Regions from separate parts of the Homo sapiens genome. Here region 2 is linked to region 1. A link is a loop called in an ENCODE intact Hi-C map of the cell type or tissue named here. Cell type or tissue: ovary. All regions are shown on one strand. Links, peaks and the distances in the headings refer to the core of each region. The heading gives the core; the rest is flanking DNA.

Region 1 (2,917 bases), core at 182-2,681:
GTCCAGTTTCTTAACTTTATTTGTTATTGGTTCCTGTTTTGAGAATAAAGCATCTATTCAGTCTGATATCTTGGCTTCTCAGAAATTTAATTTTTCACCCTCTCTTTTCTTACTGGGTTTTGTCTTCCATAAAAGCAATCATCTGAAGCACTGTGCATGCCAAAGCTCCATGCAACTTCTCTTTTTTAATCTAACACAGTATGTCTTTTGTACCTTTGCTTAGACCTGGGATTTTCAGCCTTGTCACTATTGACATTTTAGACATTTTAGACTTTGTTGTAGGGGCTGTCCTGTGTGTCGTAGGATGTTTAGAAGCATCCCTGGCCTCTACTCACTAGATGTCAACAACTCCACTCCTCTTTCATTTATGACAACCAAAAATGTCTCTAGACATTGCCACAAGTCCCTGGGGGGGTTGTGTGTGGGTGGGTGTCTTTGTGCTCACATGCATGCAATATTATCCCTAGCTGAGAGCCACTGGCTCTTGCTGTTTTCACCCCCTGGAATGTCCTCCTTTCCTCATCTCTGCCCTCATTCCCTGCCTGCCATACTCTTACTCATCCTTCAAGACCAGATGTGAGAAATCTTTCCCAATCCCCCAAAACAGGTCAATGTCACATTCTCATGTGCTCTCAGGATACATGGACATTTATTCATAACAGAGAATTTATCATATTCATATTCCTCACCAACCTATGGAATCCTCAAAGGCAGATAGCCTGTTCAGAGGTAGATCCAGGTTTTCTGGTGCTTTGAACCTCATAATGCTTGGGGGCAACCACCTTTAAGAAAAAGAATGTAAATCATGAATGCAGAATAAAATGCAAGGCTTTGGAAGGGGAAGGTGCAAGTGAGTGGCTGTGAAGCAAACCTACCTTTAATCCTTTTGCGTTTTCTGTGATGCTACAGAATTTGCCCTTCCCCATGTTTAATACATCTTAAAATGAATTAACTGAGTACTCAAATGTTGGCTGATTGGTCTTCAACCAATGGAATTATTTCTTTTTTTTCTTTCTTTTTTTTTTTTTTTAGCAGACAATCTTCTCAAAATACTGTACTTTAATAGAACTTAACTGTGTGTTGGGGCAGTGAGTTATAGATTAGAAGAAAGGCAGGAAACAGACACACACATACTCACCACACCACCCCTGTATTCTTTCTCTGTGGCTGTTTGGTCATTTGGAAAATTTGGTGGGACAAAGGGTGTCTCTTGCTTGCCAGGGAAAAAAACCCATAGATACCCTGGGTGGTCTTCAAGTAAATGTAAACCTGCCATTGGTTCAGGGCTCTAGTTAGAAATAGCTCTAGTTAGATTTATAGGAGAGGTGAATGGCACACTAAATCTTTTTGGCTTCCATGTGAAATTCTTTGGCAACCTCTTTTGAAGGCCTTTGGAAAAGGACAGTTTGCTCTCTGCCTGTTTTGTACATTGGCTTCATATTGGGACAAAAATGGGAATTTGGGTTTTGGAGCTGCCATTTGGAGTGAATCACCCTGCCGCCTGGTTTCCTTTCCTACTCCGTGACAGATTTCCGAGACTATTTTTATTCAGGGTCATTTCTTGACCCTGGAGACTTCTGCTGAATTTAGTTCCCAAATAGAGCCAGATGTGGGTGGAATCAAGCACTTAGAAGTTGCTACTGGTTCATTTCATTGCAGGTTCTGATGGGATCTACTTTTCTTTTTTCTTTTTTTTAGACGAGGTCTCACTCTGTCACCCAGGCTGGAGTGCAATGGCACAATCATGATTCACTGCAGCCTTGACTTCCCCAGCTCAAGCAACCCTCCTACTTCAGCCTCCTGAGTAGCTGGGACTACAGGCGCACACCACCAAGCCTGGCTAATTTTTTTTTTTTATTTGGGAACTACTTTTACATTAAAGAGATACACTTTGGCTTTTTGCTTAACTTTGAGACAAAAATGTTGAATCTGATATAGCTAGAAATGTGTTTATTTAGTGATCTCCATATTAGCTCTATGTGGAGAGCTGTTCGTTGACATTCTCACCTAAGTGTGAGTCAGCTAAGCAAAATGGACACTATCTCTAGGAGTGACCTCATTTAATGATAATTCTCTAGTACCCATTTGTGGTGCTGCCACTGGAACTGGTTTGGGTCATTGTATTATTGCCCAGCCACTGCTAAGTCGGGGAACTTTACTGTCAGCAGTGGCTCCAGCTCCGCTGGGTAGATTACCTGTTCATGAGCCTCACCGACATGGCCTATAAAAATGCCAACTATATTCATAATGGGGTCAGAGGGTAACAGCATTTTAAAATATGCATTGTATGTCTCTCCTTTATCATTTATTAGATGCCTTGATTTGGATGACAGTTTTATTTCCTGTAGGAAGCAGGCTTCTTTCAGTTCAACTGCAATGTAATTACTGGCTAGATCTCTTTTTTTTTTTGAGACAGGGCCTCGCTCTGTTGCCCAGGCTGGAGTGCGGTAGTGCGATCTTGGCTCACTGCATCCTCTGCATCCCAGGTTCAAGCGATTCTCATGCCTCAGCCTCCCTAGTGGCTGGGATTACAGGCACGTACCACCACTCCCAGCTAATTTTTTTTTTTTTTTGTATTTTTAGTAGAGATGGGGTTTTGCTATGTTGGTCAGGCTGGTCTCAAACTCCTGAGCTCAAGTGATCCGCCCGCCTCAGCCTCCCAAAGTTTTGAGATTACAGGCATGAGCCACCGAACCCAGCCAAGATCTCTTGAATAGAACAATGTTTTCCAAACTTTAGTTTTGAGCATTTGTGGGAAAAGAGAATCAAAAGTATGCTTCCAATAGGGAATCATGGAAAGAGCACAGGCTCTGAGACGTAAATGACCAAGTTCAAATCTCAGCTTCAGCTGAGCATACTTCTCTTACCATAGGCTTCCCTAAGCCTCATTTCCTTATATGTAAAATGATCGCCTTTT
Region 2 (2,917 bases), core at 166-2,665, 77 kb before region 1:
GGCAAAGGAAAAATCTGCATGAGGCTGCACGATCATGAGGTTGTCTTGCATAACAAATCTCTAGTTAAAGGTAATATGAAGCTTCAATGCAGAATAAACAGCACTTGCCTCAGAGAGGAATGAGGTGGAGAGGAGTCAGAAACGTGAGTCTCTGAATGTACTGGAACAATGGGCGTTAGGGGCCAGAACCCTCGTCGGTGAGAGGAGATGAAGAGGGCACGTGCCAAATCAGAAGAGAAAGAATGAAATCATGAGTTTGAGAATAACAAAAATGTGTGAAAGAATATGGCCTGGAAGATAAAAATCATGATTTAAAAATAAAATGGGAAAACAAGAAAAAGAAATCTTATGAATAAGAGTGGATTTGTTAGCCATATGCATGTTTGCTCAGAATGCTATTGTTTCAGCAGCGGGGAAAGGATTATAGGTAAATAAAATACGCAAATGCAGTTCATAATGAAAAATCCTTTGATGAACAACTGAGATAATCACTGTGAAAACTCTCTGAAAAAATACAAAATGTTCTGGAAATGCAAGGTGACATAATTATCATTCTAAGGTGCGATCATCCAGTAGAAGTTGCTGTGTGTCCTAAGAAAATTAGCTCTCGGACAGGGGCAGTGGCTCATGCCTGTAATCCCAGCACTTTGGGAAGCCAAGGTGGGCAGATCGCTTGAGCTCAGGAGTTTGAGACCAGCCTGGGCAACATGGTAAAACCCCATATCTACAAAAAAAAATACAGAAATTAGCCAGGTGTGGTGGCATGCACCTGTAGTCCCAGTTACACAGGAGGCTGAGGTGGGAGGATTGATTGAGCCCAGGAGGCGGAGGTTGCAGTGAGCTGAGAGATCATGCCACTGCACTCTAGCCTGGGTAACAGAGTGAGATCCCATCTAGAAAAAAGAACAAATGAAAGGAAGGAAGGAAGGAAGGAAGGAAGGAAGGAAGGAAGGAAGGAAGGAAGGAAGGAAGGAAGGAAGGGAAGGAAAAAAAAAAACTGGCTCTCTGAGCACTGATCATTGGTAACTAAACTTACTTCAGCTTGAGACAGCTCTCAAGAGGTAGGCTCTCCCAGGCTGGGTCTTGGAGGAGAGCGATGTATGCCAGGTTTGTGCACTAGGTACCCTGGGGAAGTTGAAAGAAGTCAGCTTGAGTCTCTGGCTGTAATACATAGAGCCAGAAAAGAGAGAGAAATAGAATAAAGGGAGCAGAGAAACAAAGGAGAAAAAGGAGATATATTTAATATTTACTGAGTGCCTACTGTGTGCCAGGAACTGGGCATATGCAATTTCATTTAGCCATCAACATAACAGTACAGAGCTTTGAACTGGCCCAGTATCATATTCGATGTTAAGAGTATCTCACACCCCTCTGCAATTTTCACTCCACACTCTCTCCCTAGGATTGCACCCATGGCCAAAACTCTCTTAATAACTTAATGAAAAGCCTTCAGCCCAGTCTTTTCTGAGCTCCAACCATTATATCTCTAACTCAACTCAGATATCTCAAATGCACCGCAAACTCTTCAACTCCAAAACGGATGACTTTAAACTCGTCCCCAAACCTGATCCTCTTCTGGTGCTTCCTGTACCAGTGACCCCTAGCCCCAAACTGTCACCCCCATATAAGTGTGCAAACTTGAAACCTAGGAGTCTTTCTTGGCACGCTATTATCTTGCATCACTGTCCCATATCCAATCCACCCAAATTCTATTTATTTTACTTCCTAAACATTTCTCAAATGCTCCACTCCCCTTTCCATCTTCCTCTCCCTGCCTAGACCAAGCTACCATCATCTCTCACCTAGACTGCTGCAGCAGCATCAGGCAGCTCCTATCTGCTCCAGCCTCCTCCTATTGGTTCTCCACGTAGAAGGCAAAAGGATCTTCTCAAAATACAAATCTGATTATGTCTCCACCTCTAATCAAAACCCACCAGATCTGAATAAACCATTTGAATGGGTTCTCATCACTCTTCAGAGAAAGACCAAAGTCCTTCACATGGCCTGCAATGTCTGGCATGATTCAGTCCCTCCCCCATTTTCACCTGGCCTTCTTCCCTGTCTGCTCTGCTCTTCAGTCACACTGGCCTGGTCTCAGTTCTTGTCCTTCTGCCAAAGGGCCTTTACATGTACAGTTTCTCATACATCCACTTCTTCACCTCTGGACTCCTACTTATCCTCCAGATAGTATATCAAAGATCCTCTTACTGGAAGCCTTCCTTGACATCTAGATAGATCAGTTTCCCTTATAATCTCTCATAAGATTCAAATTATTTTCTTACAACACTTTTAAAGTTTTCATTTTACATTTATTTAAGCAACATTTTGTTTAATGTATGTCTTTCCTCACCAGACTACAATCTCATGAGAGCAGAAATTGTGTGGCTTTTCTCTGCCCTGCATCCCCCGCACTCAGACATGCTTGTCTCTTCATCCTCTACCTTGGGACATGCAGCTTCCTTTCTGTGCTACTCCCACACACCCTGTATGCCTGACCAGCTCCTACTCGTCCTTCAAGGTGTTCCCTTCCTCTCCTCACCATTCTTGTCTATTTCTTTGACCTGTGACTGTTCCCACAGGATTTGGGTGGATTGGGGTGGATTTGGGGTGGATAAAGGAAGGTTTGGGTTTTTTCTACCCTGTTGTTTTTTTCTGCCACTACACCTAACATGTGAATATTATTATGTGCCTTTTGTTCCATAGCTCCAGCTCTCAATATTTATTTGATCTCTAGATAAGAAAGTATAAAAGCAATGGAAGGAATAACTAACAAAAAGAAAATCAATAAATTTGACTACACAAAATTTGAAACTTCTGGACATCAGAAACCATTGTAAACAAAACTAAAAAGCAAATGACAAAGCTGGGTGAAAATATATGCAATAAATATGACAAAGGGTTGTTATATTTAATATAT

What was found. Peaks named below come from ENCODE experiments on the same cell type or tissue, not always from the same donor. Only the 100,000 strongest peaks of a DNase experiment are listed, where the experiment ranks them.
Region 2: a loop joins it to region 1, with 4 times the contacts of the local background. A loop is called at or near these places in 8 of 110 quality-filtered maps.

The regions. Positions count from the first base shown.
Region 1 is chr17:32,868,711-32,871,627 of GRCh38, reverse strand. The region is part of intron 1 of MYO1D (myosin ID); the gene reads left to right. Among named protein-coding and RNA genes, the nearest start is that of MYO1D-DT, 6.7 kb to the left of the region's middle. In ovary, for the core only: no CTCF peak of the experiment used is centred there; a DNase peak (open chromatin) is centred at 1,530; H3K27ac peaks cover 702 bases.
Region 2 is chr17:32,946,085-32,949,001 of GRCh38, reverse strand. No RefSeq gene overlaps it. Among named protein-coding and RNA genes, the nearest start is that of TMEM98, 19 kb to the right of the region's middle. In ovary, for the core only: no CTCF peak of the experiment used is centred there; no DNase peak of the experiment used is centred there.